Linked DNA regions of Homo sapiens: region 2 is linked to region 1. Evidence: chromatin loops called from intact Hi-C (ENCODE). Cell type or tissue: sigmoid colon. All regions are shown on one strand. Each heading gives the region's core, and the rest is flanking DNA. Links, peaks and the distances in the headings are about the cores only.

What was found. Hi-C counts contacts between places; a loop is a spot of excess contacts. Peaks named below come from ENCODE experiments on the same cell type or tissue, not always from the same donor. Only the 100,000 strongest peaks of a DNase experiment are listed, where the experiment ranks them.
Region 2: it touches region 1 in a loop (2.1-fold over the local background); 18 of 110 quality-filtered maps call a loop at or near these places.

The regions. Positions count from the first base shown.
Region 1 is chr15:81,334,452-81,342,844 of GRCh38, reverse strand. TMC3 (transmembrane channel like 3) reads left to right here. Exons shown (of 22, transcript NM_001080532.3): 16 at 1,327-1,455; 17 at 3,341-3,451; 18 at 4,065-4,190; 19 at 4,921-4,999; 20 at 6,194-6,236; 21 at 7,870-8,125. TMC3-AS1 (TMC3 antisense RNA 1) reads right to left here. Exons shown (of 7, transcript NR_120365.1): 3 at 1,137-1,283. Among named protein-coding and RNA genes, the nearest start is that of TMC3-AS1, 14 kb to the right of the region's middle. In sigmoid colon, for the core only: no CTCF peak of the experiment used is centred there; a DNase peak (open chromatin) is centred at 4,244.
Region 2 is chr15:81,395,948-81,404,340 of GRCh38, reverse strand. The region is part of intron 6 of TMC3-AS1 (TMC3 antisense RNA 1); the gene reads right to left. Among named protein-coding and RNA genes, the nearest start is that of TMC3, 26 kb to the right of the region's middle. In sigmoid colon, for the core only: a CTCF peak has its summit at 3,494 (motif pointing right); no DNase peak of the experiment used is centred there.

The DNA of each region.
Region 1 (8,393 bases), core at 1,758-6,757:
CTAGACTGCTCCCCACCCTTGGGGAGGCAGGAAGTAGGGAAGTCTGTTCACCCATGGCGCCTCCCAGCCCATGGCATTCCTGTCCTTGGAGACACTGAGGAGCTGATTTTACCTGTTGGACCAGAATAGTGCTATTTGTTAAAACACAAGCAAACAAACGAACAAAAAACAAGAACTTGGGATATTCCATACATCCAGAAAACATTCTCTTCATAATCATTCAGTAAAATACATGGCAATTGAGAGGTACAAAGTAATACGCCTCCTGTCAAATTCTTAGAGCCACTGTATTTTGCAAAATATCTTTACAAATACAGTATTAAAAATAATAGGTGACATTTATTTAATAGTGCTAGATATCAAGTACTTTTCTACCTGTAGTAACTGATTTAATCCTTATAGTAAACCCATGAAGTAACTGCTATTATTTTCCCCTTTTTAAAGATGAGAAAACTGAAGTGCAGAGAAGCTTAGTGTCTTGCCTAACATCCAACAGATAATGATAACTGAACATTTCTTGTTAGAAACATTTTACTTAGGAAACATACTCTTATGTCCATGTTTATTTTCATACCACTAAATCCAAATTCCACAAGTATTAGATTGAATACGTATCCAATATAAACTGATTTAGACTTAAGTCTGAAGACATGGGTTTTGTCGCCTAGCTGCCATTTCTTTTCAGGGTGACCATAAGTCCCAGCTTCCCTGGGATGATCTGGTTCTTGTCTGTGGGCTCAGTTCTTTCATTCCCCAAATCTCCCAGGTTTGGATGATATAGAGTCAGCCTTAGCAACATGTCTTTGGTTTCCCCATATCTGCCCTTGTTGTCTATCAACTGGATATTTACCTCTCCTCTCACTATTGCAGAAGAGTAAACAAACTGAAATGTGTGAGGATGCTTAATGCCATATCCAGCAAAACTAGGTGCCCAAAATATGTTGATTAAACCTGAAAGGCAGTAATTTATTAGCACAGTCCTCATCATAGACAAGCAAAACCAGGAGCTGGCCCCAAATAGTAGTTATCCATTATTTGCCTCCTTCCCAGAGGATTTTCCTTTGCTCAGCTGTGAAAAGAGAGACAAACAGTTGTCCTTTGCAAATATAATATTTTAAAATAGGATCAATACCCACCTTCAGTGACTTGTCTTATCTTTAGAAGGTGGAGGGTTGTGGTCTCGGGACTTCAGGGGCTTTTCCAGTCCTTTAAGCTTAGGGTATAATCCCCAAAGTGTCAGAACCATGTTCCTGCATGGGGCTTCCATAGTCCTGGGAGATAGGCTGAAAGAGAACAGATGCAAACTGACCTTCCTCATGGTTCCAGGATGGGGGCCTTCTTCTCCCCATGTCTCCCAGCGTTCAACGTTCTCAAACTCATTGGGCTCATGTACCTGAGAAGCTGGGCTGTGCTGACCTGCAATGTGCCCCACCAGCAAGTATTTCGAGCCTCAAGGTGAGTAAGAATAAGATCTGATCATGCAGATAACTATATATACATATATATAATCCATGCCTGCCTTACCCAGGGGTCCTCTAGCAAAGGGTCCCCCCAACTCTCTTCCTGTCAAAATCTTGCCTGTCCTCCAATTTTGTCTCCTCCAAGAGCCATTTCCAATGTCTTACTCTTTCAATGAATCATTACTCCTCTTGAACTCATGACACTTTTAAAACGTTTTGCCGAAGTTTAATAATCCTTTAGAAAAAAAGTACACAAATCGTAAATGTTTAGCTTGATTAGTTTTCAAAAACTGAACACAAGGCACTCAGATCAAAAAACAAAACACAAATGGCAACCAGAGCATGCCCACTTGTATGTCATTCCAATCACTGCCAACTTCTAATGGCATAATTAGGCTTGCCTGGGTTTTACTTGATGTAAACGTAATCACACACACACACAGTATGTGCTCCTTTGTGCCCAACTGCTTACACGCAACATTGTGTTTGTGAGATTCAACTCACTGAGAAAATATACCCCAATTTCTTTATCCTGGCTCCTGTTGACGGGCATGTAGGTTGCTTCCAGCTGTTAGCCATAATGAGTAATGCTGCCTTGAACATCCTAAGTATCTTTGTTGCATATATACCTAGGAATGCAATTGCTGGGACACAGGGCATGCATATGTTCACCTTTAGCAAATAGCACCAAAAAGTTTTCTAAAATGAACACCCCATTTTACATGTCTAGCAGCATTATATGAGAGTTCCAAGTGTTTTATAACCTTGCCAACACTTATTCTTTTAACTGTTTTAATTTTACCAACTTTGGTGAATTCATAACACATTCTAAATACTTTGATTCAGTTATTTTACTTTGACATATGGTTATGTGTGTCTATATCAGTGGCTTTCAAACTTTTGCTCATGACCTACTTGACAATGCATTTTATCTGATGACAGTACACATATATTAATACATTCAGAGATATGTTTTGATATATTTATATATGTTATATATGTGTATGTATATTTATTATATGTATGTATGTCTGTGGATAGACAAAGATAAAGAAGTTTCACAACTTATCACTCTCCTACTACATTCTGTGCTCTCTGAAATCTTCTGTTCTCTTTTAGTCAAGTCTTTTTCATGAGAGAGAGAGAGAGAGAGAGAGAGACAGAGACAGAGAGAGACAGAGAAACAGACCAACAGAGAGTACTAGTTGAAAGTAACTAGATTGACCCCTCATTCTCTTTTCTGAACTGTGTACAGGGCCTTGCACACCAAACAGATCTAAGCTGCCCTCAGGGGAGCTCTGGGCATCCAAACTCCCTGACACTAGCTTAGGGCTCAGGGACCGGGGCTTAATCAGGTAGAACACATACCCTGGGCAGCCACATGCGGAGTGGATAAGAGGTTGAGTGCAAATCACACCCAAGTGAGAGAGTCAGGAATCATAAACAAAAGAGCCAAACCATCCCGAGACGTAAGAGACAAGTTCAAGCCTGGGAATAGGAGAGGGAACCATTAGGTAAGGACCCAGATGGATGGGCAATGCTTCTAAGATTTTTCCATAAATTGAGTTTACTGTGTGGAACTCCTGGGTGCCAGGGTGAGTTCACCACTTTTATGGTTTGAGGTGAACAGGTGCTCAGCAAATGTTTATTAGATGAACAGGTTGGGTGGGAGATCTCTGAAGTTCCTTTGAACGCTGATTTCTAGGTTTCTAAGCTGCATGTGACCCTATGACAGATCCATTTGTAGGTAACCCTGAGAGGAGGATTTTTAGTTTGCAAAGAGTCAGGGCAACCGTTTCTGTGGCAGCTCTTTGGGCATATGCAACCCTGGCAACTGGCTATGGAGTGAACTTAACACATGACATCTGATTTATCTGCAGATCCAACAACTTCTACTTGGCAATGCTCCTGTTTATGCTGTTTCTGTGCATGCTGCCAACCATTTTTGCTATTGTCCGATACAAGCCATCTCTAAACTGTGGGCCATTCAGGTAAGTTTCGTTCCCAGCTCTGCCCGGAGTGACTGACAGCTGTAAGGGAATTAGATCATATTGAACTGAATTCTCCTCCAAGCTCACAGAGCAGGTAAACAGGATAGAAAGATTGCAAACCCGCATGTTTTAAATCCAAGACCAGGGCTCTTTCCTTAATAGAAGGCTGCCCTTAGTATAATCATCTCTGTGCTCATGTTAAAAAACACAATCCTTTTAAAGTGAAAAAGAGAAACAGCATTGTTCTGTGCTAGAGGACATTCTACCTGGTCAAAACACAGAAAGCTTTTATTAAACCACAGTGCACAGCACTTTTTTTTCCTATATTATCCAGCTGTATTCAAGCAAAACCCTCTAGTATCTTCATCCAGCATTCAAGTCAGCTTTGATACAATATGGAATATTTAGTCTACCTTAGTGTACACGATTAGAACACACACATACATGCAATGTGATTAATGACCCCATCTTCCATCCTCCATATTAATTAGATATGAAATCATTTGAGGAATGTTATGAATTGGCCTCCAGGCATCCAGCCATTTTCTGATGTCTTGCAGCATCTTTCTGCCAAGAGCAATAAAATCTGGAGTTATGTTTTTCTTTCTCACAGTGGACAAGAGAAAATTTATGACATTGTGTCAGAAACGATTGAGAAAGACTTTCCTGTGTGGTTTGGCTCCGTGGTTGGACACATCAGTAGCCCCGTGGTCATCCTGCCCGCAGTACTCCTGCTTTTGTGAGTACCACACCTGCCAGCTTTGGAGGGACTTCTGTGTGTTTGGCCAACAAGAAAACGCTGCTTTCCAATAATTACATAAAATTTATTAGTTCATTCAAAAATCACTTAGGCTTAGAGCCTGATGATCTCAACAGGGACTCTGAGTCACACACCAGAGTCACATGAGGCACTGTGCCATGGAGACACAGCCACTGGGTCTCAGCGAGGGGCGATGAGGGAGCACTCCATTGCCATTGAGGTGGTTATTGATCCATCAACACCATTTGGTCAATTACTGTGATCACTAGAATGGGGCTGAATGCCATTATCATTTTCTAGAAACTTAAATAATCCTGAAAAGGAATTTCACAACTCAGCTGAGTAGCTTTGGCTTATTTTGGTTTAAAGGAAAAAAAAATAAAAGTGAGTGGATCCTGTACTCATAGCTTGATAGACTGCAAAATTTCTCCCCCATTTTCAGTTCTTCCTTATTGCTATCACCAGTGCAGAATTCCAGGTCAACGAGGGTGCTGTGGAAAGCCAGGAAGAGAAAACAAAAGCAGCCCCTTCCCAGTGCTCACTGGCTTGAGAACTTGCTGATACATTTTGTCCTTAGCGGAGGGTCAGTGGATAGCCCGCATCTGGCCTGGGAGCCTCTCATTCCTGCCAACTATCTGCAGGGAATGTGGTCTGAAAAGCAGAAAAGCGAGTTGCAGTCCACTCATTGTCCTGTGTTGTTCTGTCCTAGCATGCTCATCTATTATCTCCAGAGCATCGCACGGTCTCTAAAGCTCAGCAACCACCAGCTCAAAATGCAGATCCAAAACGCAAGTATTTCATGAACTTTGCTATTATGAATATGTGTCAACCACATGACTGAGATCCCGCCAGCGTGGGAATACAAGTGAAGTCACATCTTCAAGGTTTCTGTGACTCTTGGCCACCCACTATGGTGCAAGGCCACCAATCCCCAGATGTCCAAGAGTTATTTCTAAGAATACCCAGGGATGGCTCCCCTTTGCTAGGAGGAAGCCTGCTCCTGTTTTTCTTCCTCCTCAAGAGGCCTTGCAGCTGCCTCGAGCCTTTCAGTGCCCACCCTGTGACCACACCAAGCCCTCAGTGTGCCAGGTACTTTTGTGAGCTCTGGTAGATTGGCAGGGGAGAGAAAGGGCCCCTTCCCAATCCTTGTCAACTTGGGCATCTGAGCCCAGCAGCACTGTTTGTCCCTAAAGCCTCACCTCTTTCATATCCTTTAGATGTGGCTGTCATTACGTTCTCTCCATGGGGCTCAAACCCTATCTCTCAGAGCAGTCCCAGGGAGACACACGCTCCCAAAACTCCCACAATTTCTCCTCCTCCACATACCCCAGGTGTTCCCTTAGTGCCCTGGGTCCTCCAGACCCCAAGGAAGGATCCCAAGACTGGGATGAGGCCAGTGAGGCTCCCAAAGCACCACATTTAAGGAGGCTCTGTAAGCGTAATGCTGATTCTGTCCTTTCACAGCCCTGAAAATAAGTGCCTCCTTAAATTTGGCACCCCAGATGCCTCACTGACCTCACCCATGCAAAAAAACTCCTTCCACTTCTATCAGAAAAAAAAAAAAACTTCCCATGAACATCAATTCATGCAAAGAAACACAAATTAGCTTCTAATTGGAAATTCATTTGGAGTTACAAAGGCCATTTTGGTGGAAACATACATCTCCAGTGTTGTCGATCTGTATTTTTTTCTTTGTGATTCAGGCAAACTATTATGGACAGAATCTAAACATGGTCTGTTAATTAGCTGTCCCTAAATAAAACTGGCTAGGCATAAAACTTCAGCTCTCAGGTATCTGCATTTATTCACTCAAATAACAGGCCCGAGCCCAGAGCATACCGTCCATAGGGGGCAATAGTAGTACAGTTATGGTCCAAGGTAAGAACTATGGCATGTAAATCTTTTTCTCTTCCCCCAGGAATAATATTTGTTACTGCTTCCTGCTAAAGCCAAAACAAACATGCATATCATTTGCATTTTAGGCAAGATCAGAGGATAAGAAAAAGGTTGCCCAGATGGTAGAAGGTAAGTATTTCCGTTTCTTTTTGTTGTTGTTTTTTTGTTTTGAGGCAGAGTCTTGCTCTGTCGCCCAGGCTGGAGTGCAGTGGTGTGATCTCGGCTCACTGCAACCTCCACCTTCCCGGTTCAAGTGATTCTCCTGCCTCAGCCTCCTGAGTAGCTGGGATTACAGGTGCGTGCCATCACACCTGGCTAATTTTTATATTTTCACCATGTTGGTCAGCCTGGTCTCAAACTCCTGACCTCATGATCCACCCACCTTGGCCTCCCAAAGTGCTGGGGAGAGCTAGCCCCTAGAGCTAGCTCTAGGTGTGAGCCACTGCACCTGTCCTAATATTTTTTTTAAATGCAGAGATCTGCTGTCTCAGTTAGTGGGCATTTAAAAATACAGCCATTTAAAGTAGTTTGCGGTATACTACCAATACAAATTCCTGATAACCTGTGTTTTTTCACCAGTAACTATGCACAATAAAATAAAATCTAGGGATATAAATGTTGTTTTAAATCTTTAATTTTTATATCATATCCAGGCCCATGAATAATCCCAAAACATGTGTAAAATCAGAAGGAAGTATCGAAGTAGGAGAGGAAAAGCAGCACATTCACGTGGATGAAAGCCCAAAGAATCTCTTTGTCTGGGTCACTTTTGTATACTTCCTCTCCATGGCCCATCTCTTCCTTGCAATGTTCCCTCCCAGGTCCCTTCCCTGAGCCTCCTTAGGTTCTGTCCTGTCCCTGCAGAGCAGGGAGAATGGAAGCATGTGGCGTAGAAGTCTGCTGTGGCCTGAAGGGAAGAAAGTGGGCAACGGCAGCTCGAAGGAGATGGATCTGTTTCTCAGGACCACTAACAGAGTGCTGTGAGCTAGAAGGCTCACTGGGCACCATTAACATGGCACAGCCTACATGAATGAGAATGGGACCCAGAAGGGCTTTAGGGGCTAGCTCTCACAGCTGTTGCAATACTTCACTAATTGGAAGGGAAATATTCCTCTCCAGAAAAATGTCTGAGCAAGACCTCTAAGGCCTAAGGATTATGCTTGCTTGCTCCATCAGCTTTTCAGAGAGAAGCCTACAATTGATAATGATTACTGAAAGTGACTGTGGCTCACGCCATAAAATGCCTCTGTAATCGTCATCGCTTATTTGCCAATTAAGCGTAATTAAATTTAGTTCAGGTCACCTTCAAAAGCCAGAATCCACATAGACTGTTTCAGGATAACAATAGCATTGTCCAGTGTTCATTTTCCAGCTCGAGACCACATCTTTTTTCAGAATGCATGTGAACTGTTTCCAAAGAATCATAATTGTTGTGTAAGCTTTATTATCTCCATTGAATAGATAAGGAACTGGAGGCCCAAAGCTGTTAAGTACTTGCTTTGCCTCATGGGAGCATCAGATGGAGCACTGTAAAGCCTTGTGTTCACTTGATTCCTCCTACACTCCCAGCTCCAACTTGCAGGGATGAAATCATTTGAATTACAGAATGTTTGTTGCCCACTGGTTAGGTGCATTTGTAAGTGCACTCAATTGTTTGCGGACCAACTCTTGGATGTCATAAAACCCTTGCAACTCAACTCATCTGAAGTTGTCACCTGCTCAGTGACACCTGTCTTCTCACAACACCTCCCTCTCCCTGCAGCCCGAATCCAGACCCAGGAAGAAAGCACCAAGAAGCTTCCAAACGACAGTGATCTTACCAGCCAGCTGTCCTCAGCGCACTCGGGCACACCCCAAAACAACGGCAACGTGGCCCATTTTGACTCAGGGAGCAGCAAGAGTGGCAGGATAGAGACAGTCGCACAGTCCATGCCCCAGAGCCCGAGGCCAGGGGACAGGGCTCCTAGCTCACCTCTCCCTGGGGTCCCCAAATCCAGGCTAGAGCATGAAACTAACAGGTGAGGCTCCACTGCAGCACAGATTAAAACCTGGAATGTGAGAGATTTGAAGGCCTCTGCAGCTTCAGGAGGCCAAGGCCATTAAATTCTAATTCTCCCAGAAGGCATGGGTCAGGAGACTATGACAGCTGGTACTAAAAAGAAATGGAGGCGGGGTGGGGGTGTCAAAGTTTATCAAACAGGACAAATTCTTCCTCCTAGGTTATCTGCCATTTAACTTGTAAGCAAACCTTCCAGCCAACCTAGGATAAACATTTGTCTAGGCTAA
Region 2 (8,393 bases), core at 1,460-6,459, 62 kb before region 1:
TTCACAATGCCATTTTGAAAAACTTTGTAACAGAACACAATGGGACTGGTGGGTGAATGGATCAATGTTTATCAATACAATCTAATTTTCAGATGCTCATTCTTTTATTTCTTTAGTTCTTCTAAAAGAATGAAGACAACAATGTGACAGCATTTCAGCTGGTGACATCATTTCTCTTGTATCTTCATTTCTCTCAGCATATACAGATCAACCTCTGTCTTCACAGGTGCTCTATTTATTATTTACATCTAGTGTATTTTTCTGATTTGTAGTATATTCATTAAATTTTTAATCACTAACCACCTGCTTCAATGAGTCATTTTTGATATGCTTTCTTGTAAATTGGTATTATAACACTTCACGTCTTATTGTTTTTGTTTTGTTTTGTTTTGTTTTGTTTTGAGACGGAGTTTCTCTCTGTTGCCCAGGCTAGAGTGCAGTGGTGCGATCTTGGCTCACTGCAACCTCTGCCTCCCTGGTTCAAGTGATTCTCCTGCCTCAGCCTCCCCAGTAGCTAGGACTGGGCCACCCACCATGCCCAGCTAATTTTTTTTTTTTTTTTTTTTTTTTTTTTTTTTTTTTAGTAGAGACGAGGTTTCACCATGTTGTCCAGGATGGTCTCGATCTCTTGACCTCGTGATCCACCCCCGCCCCCACCCCCCGTCTCCCAAAGTGCTGGGATTACAGGCATGAGCCACTGCGCCCAGCCAACACTTCACATTTTAAAATCAACTTTACCAAGGTCTCACTTACATATGATAAAATGCATTCATTCGAAGTGTATCGTTTAATGAGTTTTGGCAAGCTACATCCATGGAACTACCAACATAATCAATATAAGAAAATAATTGCTGCATCCCCAAAAGTTCCCAGGGTCATGAGCCTGTTTACAATCAAGCCTTCCCAAGCCCTGATTATTGTCACCATAGATTAGTTTCCACGCAGCAATTTAAGAACAAGAATCACAACTAATAGAATACAAGTGACATTGGAAAATTTTCACAAGACTCTGTTAGCTGAATGACAGCTGAAACAAATTTACCAACGCAGTTCTTGGAGCACATTTACAACTTTTATGATATAATCATTAAAATGCAGTGGAATTTAAAAAGTATAATTAATATTACATTTCAAATTTATAAAACATGTGTAAATAGGATTGTTTCATCATTTTTATCTCCAAAACTGCCTAACCATATGTGGACTACTTGATATACCATAAGCAATGTGTATAGCACATTTTGCAAAACATAATTCTAGGAGGCCCTTGGCTTTAAAAAGTCAATGGCATTGACTTTTCTAATTAAATATATGATAATGTCAGGGGGTGGGGGAGCAGGCAACTTAGGCACACATCTGGCTTTTTCTAGGGAGAAGCCATAACATTCAACAAATAGATGTCAAGGTTTTTTGAGAATTGTATAGGAGAGTTAGTCTAGTACAATTAATCTCAATCTTCAGTGTAGTTAATAAGTCTTTCTTCTAGGCATATGCTTGGATTTTATCCCTGGACAGCATGGTTCAGTAGGTGACAGGGCCCAAGGATCTGAATCCTAAATGAACATCCCAGGTGACCCTGCTGCAAGTGTTCCACTGACATCACATTGAGAAATACTACTTTAGACCTCTCAATCTGAAAAATCTGATTCCATGCATTTCAGTCATGACTTTCCTATAACTGGAAATACTGTATCTGATGCAAGATGATGATGTGTCAGGGAGTTTCTGACAGGCATTTTCGCATTTGAGGAGACATTGAACTCACTGATCTTTAAAACCCTTTCACTTTGAATAATTTGTGCATTCATTGTCATATAGCTTGTAAGCATCCCTTACCTTGGAGCACTGTGTGCCTGGAGAGAAACGAGGTGACACATGGAGACACTACTTTCCTCCCCCAAAACAATATGTCACTCTTCTAGTGAGAACTAGAAGAGGGTTTTGTTTTTCAGGACAGCAATGAGGGAAGAGGGTTCTCTTTCAGGCACACCCAGGACCGAGTCAAAAGCTGAGGGAATGAACCACAGCAGATGATGAACTGACTGCCATTGCATGGAAGCAGGTCCCAAGAGAACCCAGCTTTGAACCCATGAAGTTATGGCAGCTTCCAAAAGCCACGTGCAGAGAGGGTGATCTCATGTTCTTATGAGGTGGCTGTACTGAGTAGAAGCCATAGAGAATTGGCCAAAGAAAAACATGTCACAAATAATTACAGTAGCTCTCCAACAAGAGTTGTACAGTGGTACTTCAAGAAAAGACAAGAAAATTGGAAAATATAGTTTGTAAAAGGTTTACTGTTTCCTTCATAAGAAGCCTGAAATATCTTTAAGATGTGCTGTCTTCTAGAAAACATCTACAATGAACAGAAAAGATCAAGGACATCCAATACTTCCCCACAATGATATCCTCAGGCTATTCCATTTAAAACATTTTCCTTAGAGTCAACATACTTCTGGAACAATGTACAGTGAATTTAATTTTATTAGCAAAATAATAAAACAAAGCATATTCTGGACAATAATCAATACTCTGAAATTATATTACTTTAGTTAGTTTTCCCTTTTAAATTATTTTTTCCACTTCAATTTAAAAAATGTCTCCAAGTAATTCATGCGCATAATTTAAAAAGTCAAATAGAACCACAAGGCTTACAAGCAAACAAACAAACAAAAAGGGCTGTAATCTTTTGGCCTTCTTTTTGCTACCTCCAGAATAGCTGATATGAAAACTTTTTCCACAACTACGGGGGTGGAGGGTAGAGGCTCCTGAGCTGGTCTGAATTTGTTCAAGTGCCCTTTCCTGAGCAGATCACTGAAGTCAGGGGGATGATAACAGTTATGAGCTTTTGCCAGTTGGAGCCCCTGGAACTGGAGAAAAGTCAGTCTCTATCACACCTCACAGCTGCTACCAACGATCTCACCAATGATAGTGGTGGAAGGGGCGCTGGACAGACTACTGTGTTCCTGGAAACACTTTCCCCAGCCCCCTTCACTTTCTCCCAGTGGTAGACTAATAATGGTCTCCAAAGATATCCAGATCCTAATCTCTGGAAACTGCGGATGTTATATGGTAAAAGTGATTAAATTAAAAATTCTTGAGATGGGAGTATTCTGGATCACCTAGGTGTCCTTATAAGAGTGAGGCAGAGAGAGATTTGACAGATAAGAATGAGGCAATGTGAGGGCTGAAGCAAGATGCTACATTGCTGGCTTTGAAGAAGGAGGAAGGGGCCACAAGCCAAGGAATGCAAGTCTGGAAAAGATAAGACAGGCCCTCTCTTTAGTAAAAGAATGAATAAATATATTTGCACAGTTCGTTGTCCAAGTTTAAATTCCTTTCCAAATGGCTGCGAATGAACCTGTCCTGCTGCATTTGCATTAAGAAGATGTGTTTCTGTTTCTCACAGAAGCTATTGACCTAATCTACGCTGCTCCACTAAATTGACTTGGATCTTGACGTTCATAATGTTGAGTGACTGCAGAACTTAATTTAGCCACAAGATGGAGACTTCATCCTAGTCCTGGAAAACATCTCAGCACCTGGGGTTTCTGTAAGTAAAATTCCAGAATGAAATACCTTAATTAATTTATCGTCCAGCCTCTGATCCCACGTACAAGATGAAGAACCTGAGTTCCAGAGAGATCACAGAATTAGTTTTCAAAGGAGTCAAATCTAGAAGTTTGTTTCCTAATTCCCATTCTGATGTTCTTCAGCAAGCATCACTTTTGCTTCCTATGTCTTTTTCTGATATGCTATTTCTCTTATTTTCTGAGAATTACACTTACTCATGTAAAGGGTTTTTTTTTTTGTTTTCTTCTCTCCCTGTTGCTATGTTTCAGGCAGATAACTTATTTAAAATCATTTCACATTGCTGTCTACATTGGCCTACGCATTGCTAACCTCAGGAGAAAACTCAATTCAAACTAAATAATATCCACCTGTAGCTACCACAAAATGTTCAGCTGGGGCCTTGGGGTGTTTGGGTGAATCAAACATGGTCTTCACCTTCCAGGAGCTCTAAGTTAAATGGATGAGGAAGAGAAGCAAATGAGATGATTGCCTTAAGAGAGGTATACTACTCTTTCTATTAGCAGAGAAGAGGAGGGTATCCCATCCAACTGGAAACCGGAGATCCTTGGGAAGGAGATGACGTTTAGGATAGACCATGAAGGTCAGATGAGATAGTATAAGCCATAAATAGGGTAAAGGAGTATGTAGATGACAGACAGCTTGGACAAATTATGCAGCCAGGAAAGGAAGCAGAAATTTGGGAAGTAGGAATTCTGTTAATCAGGATATGCTCTGTTCTGCAGTTGTAACAGATTACTCCAAATGGTCAGTGGCTTAACAAAGGCTTATTTGTTACACATGGTCATGTCTAACAAGTGTCGGCAGAGCTTTATTCCATACAGTCACTCAGGGACCCAGGCTGAGTAGGAACCATCATCCTGAAACTCCATTATCTGGCTCACACAACTTAAGTTGCCATAGTAGAGGAAAGAAAACTAAAATATTGTTCATAAATTTTTCACTGCTTCTGTCAGAAGGGGCATGTATCACTCGCACACATATATTATTGGCCAGAACTTGTCGCATGGCTCTAACTCAACACAAGCCTGGACTATTTGGTGCATGTTACTTTCTCTGCCACAAGAGTATTCCAAAATTGACTGTAATTCAGAATATTTATAAGGCAGGAGCTTGGATCTTAACGTAGAAAGCCTTTCAAGTTTTGGTGAAAGGCTAACAATTTGCCCCAACTCTGAGAGTATCAGAACTCTGTTTTAATATAAAGAACATTACATGTTTACCAATGAGCCAAGCTTTCCCAAAAGTCAAGTAGAGGGAGCAAAGCTTTGCTATTACTGTGCATAAGATTTTTTATTAATTCTGCAAAGGGGCCACTGGCAAGAACAGATTCTAAGGACCTCTCGTAGCTCCAGGCTACATCAAGGCAATCAGATCTGGGAGTTGCCAGTGTCAATATAACAAAGGAAATACATTCCTGGGCATGGTGATAGAGAGTGGGAGGTAGATTCACAGATATCTTCCAGTGTTTCACGTCTGAGAACCTTCCAAAATAGTTGTCTTTCTCCTACTTTGACATCTAATGAAGAAAAGCATTCAGATGATCACCACAACTTTAAGAGAGTCACCCTTGATTTGTGTGATAATGTGAAACTTACTAAGCAGCTGAAGGAATTGGGTAATTCTGTGTTACGACACTGGAGCCGTAAATCCGACCAACCCCATTAAATACTTAGGAGTCTGTTTACTATCTGTCTCTATTTATTACCTGGCTTCCCCCCATGACATTGCAGAGAAATAAAGTGCAAACAAGAACTACACCAGAAGAAGGCAGGTACAGAAAGCTTTGTTACCTCCTACTGAAATGAACTAAATTTGTTTGCAGGCCAAACTGTGCTAGAAAACTTTTGAAAGCATTGCAGTTTGACTAAGGAAAAGGTCTGAAGTCTTTCCAACTGTCCCAAGATATTTCTCAAATTATCGCTAATGGAATCAGATTATTTGGGAAATATTAATCTATGCATATTCAGACTCAGATACTGAGCTAAGGAATTCAAATAGTTAGTATTCCTACATGGATTTGGTTAGTGATAAGGTACAGATCCAGGCATGTTCTGGGTGTCACATTGCCCAGGTCATGCCAGGGCTATGGAGAGGACAAACAGGTGTCTGGAAAGGGACATATTTCTCAGGCGGACAGGAGCCTAGTTAGAGCAGGGCTGGCTAAACAGTATAAACCAAAGGCGGGCCAAACTCATTCAGGAGTTTGGCATAGACTTGGAGAAATTCAAACCAAGTAGTTCCTTATAGGACAAAGGTGGCAGCATCATTCAGTCTCTTTAACAAGGTAACAAGGTTACTCAACACCTCCTCATTGTTGGGAAGGATGGGGTAGGGGTAAAGGGCTGAGTAGTAGGGCCAACATGCAGGAAAATGACGAGAGCATAACTTTTCTTTCTGGTCTTGAAGGTAACGTCTTCACAGGATGGGATTCCCTGAAAGCTGCCATTATTATCTCCAGGTTTCCCTCCTATCCATCCATTGCTGCTGAGTAGGGCAACGCCTGGGACCAGTTAATTATCACAGGAGAAGATCTTTCCAAATCAGGGATTGTAAAGGTGGAGGGGAAAATTCTCCCTTCAGTATTCTAAGATGAATCTCTTCAAGCCCAAGATGGCAGCAGTTGTCTTCTTAGTGCAGCCTTGCTCAATTCACTTATCACTGGGTCTCGGAGTCTCAAAAGTAAAAAAGGGCTGTGCACATTACACACACACACGCGCGCGCACATACACACACTCTTTAGCATCATATAATGTCATCACTGGTATCCTGGAGTCTTTACTGCTTACCTGTACCCTCTTTCCTCCACAAGGTCAATGAAACATCAATCATCCAATGCAGAACCAGAAAAGAAAGGCTGCAGGTACTTGACGGTTACATTGAAAAGCTGAATGGCAGGAAGATGGGCAACTGGTTTAAGTTTAAGATAGAGAGTTGAGATGTCCTGCCTTTAGATATCAGGAGCTGGGGAGATTATAGAAGGAAGGGACAAGGTAGATAATAGACAATAAGAACCAAAGATCTGCAGCAATGAAGGGAGCAGGCATCATGAGTCACCATCATCTTAGAGTCCAATTGTATTTCTTTTTGCCATCATGGGGAAACCAAAAGTAGAAAGTGGTCACCACTGTTTTTAAATTGTCCAGAGAAAATAACATTTTTCTGTGCTGTGATAATTCACTCAAGCCTCCATCCAACCCAGACCATGCGGACATCCTCCATTCTGTGGTCCAGGATACATTTCAGCTCTGCCAGAAACACAGGATGGTCCCTGACCTCCTACAGAATTGTGAGTCTTTGAAGGAAAGACTTTCCTCCAAGGAAATAATTATGGAACAGGTAGAATTTATGGGGCGCATGGAGAACCCTGTAGATGTCTACTAAATATGTTGCATATATCGGTGAATTTCATATCTGTAACAGGACAAGAACTATCCTGCCCAACTATATAAGGTTGTTGTGAAGTTCACATGTGCTGTATATGATTGTCTGGATGTATCATATGCCTGTTCATTTTCTCCAGGTTACATCTTTCTGTGAGATCTAGGAATTGGTGCAGACAGGAAGGTAGAGAAAGGAAGAATAATAATAGTCTATCTGTTCTGCCTTTTTCCTTTCCTTTCCATCTTCAACACATTCTGTCTCTATTTTTCTTTATCTCTGTCTCTTTGTCTTGTTCAAATGCTACCACGGCTGTACTATTTGCATTCCTACCAGTATTGTATGAAAGTTCCAGTGGTTCGGCATCTTCTCCAGCATTTGCAATTGTTTTTTTTCCTTTGTTCTAATAAATGTATAGTGTCATCTCATTGTTGTTTGATTTTAGTGACTAATAATATTGAACTTCTTTTCATGTACTTATTTGCCATTCATAGACCTTCTTTGGTGAAGTAACTATTCACAGTTTTGGCCCATGTTTAATTGGGTGGATTGTTTTCTTATCATTGAGTCTTAAGAGTTTTCTGTGTATTCTGGATACAAGTTCTTTCTTAGGTATGCGTTTCGCGAATATTTCTCCTAGACTCTGCCTTGTCTTTTTATTCTCTTAATGATGTCCTTCAATGAGCAGACATTATCACTTTAAATGAAGTCTAATTTATCAAATTTTTAATTTTATGGATCATGCTTTTGGGTTTGTATTTAAGAAATCTTTGCCTAACCCCACATCACAAGGATTTTCTGTTTTCTTCTAGAAATATTAAATTTTTAGGCTTTATGTTAGGCCTATGATCTATTTTGAATACTTTTTTATAGTGTAAGGTATAGTTCAAGGTTTATCTTTTGCATATGAGTGTCCAATTTTTCTAGCACAATGTGCTGGGAAAAAAAACTTATTGAATTGTCTTTGCACTTTTGTTGAAAATCAATTGACTATATACTATTTCTAGACTCTCTGGTTCCATTGAACAGAGAGTCTATCATGTGTCTATCATTTGTCTAATACCACATTGTCTTGGTTAGATAAACTTTATAGTAAATCTTGAAATCAGATAGGATGAGTCCTCTGGTTTTGTTTTTCATTTCCAAAGTGATTTTGGCTATTTTTTGCTTTGCCTTTCCATGCAAATTTCGAAATTAGCTTGTCAAGTTATACAAAAGAAATATAGACTTCTGATTGACATTGGGTTGAATACCTGAATTTGAACAAGAATTGCAGCTTTCACAACATTGAGGCTTAAATCCATAAGCATAGTATATTTCTCCATTTATATTTGAGATTTATTTCTTTCATCAGTGTTTTACAGTTTTTAGCCTAAGATAATGGGGTAGATTTTCTATCACTTGAAATAAAGACTATCAATTAA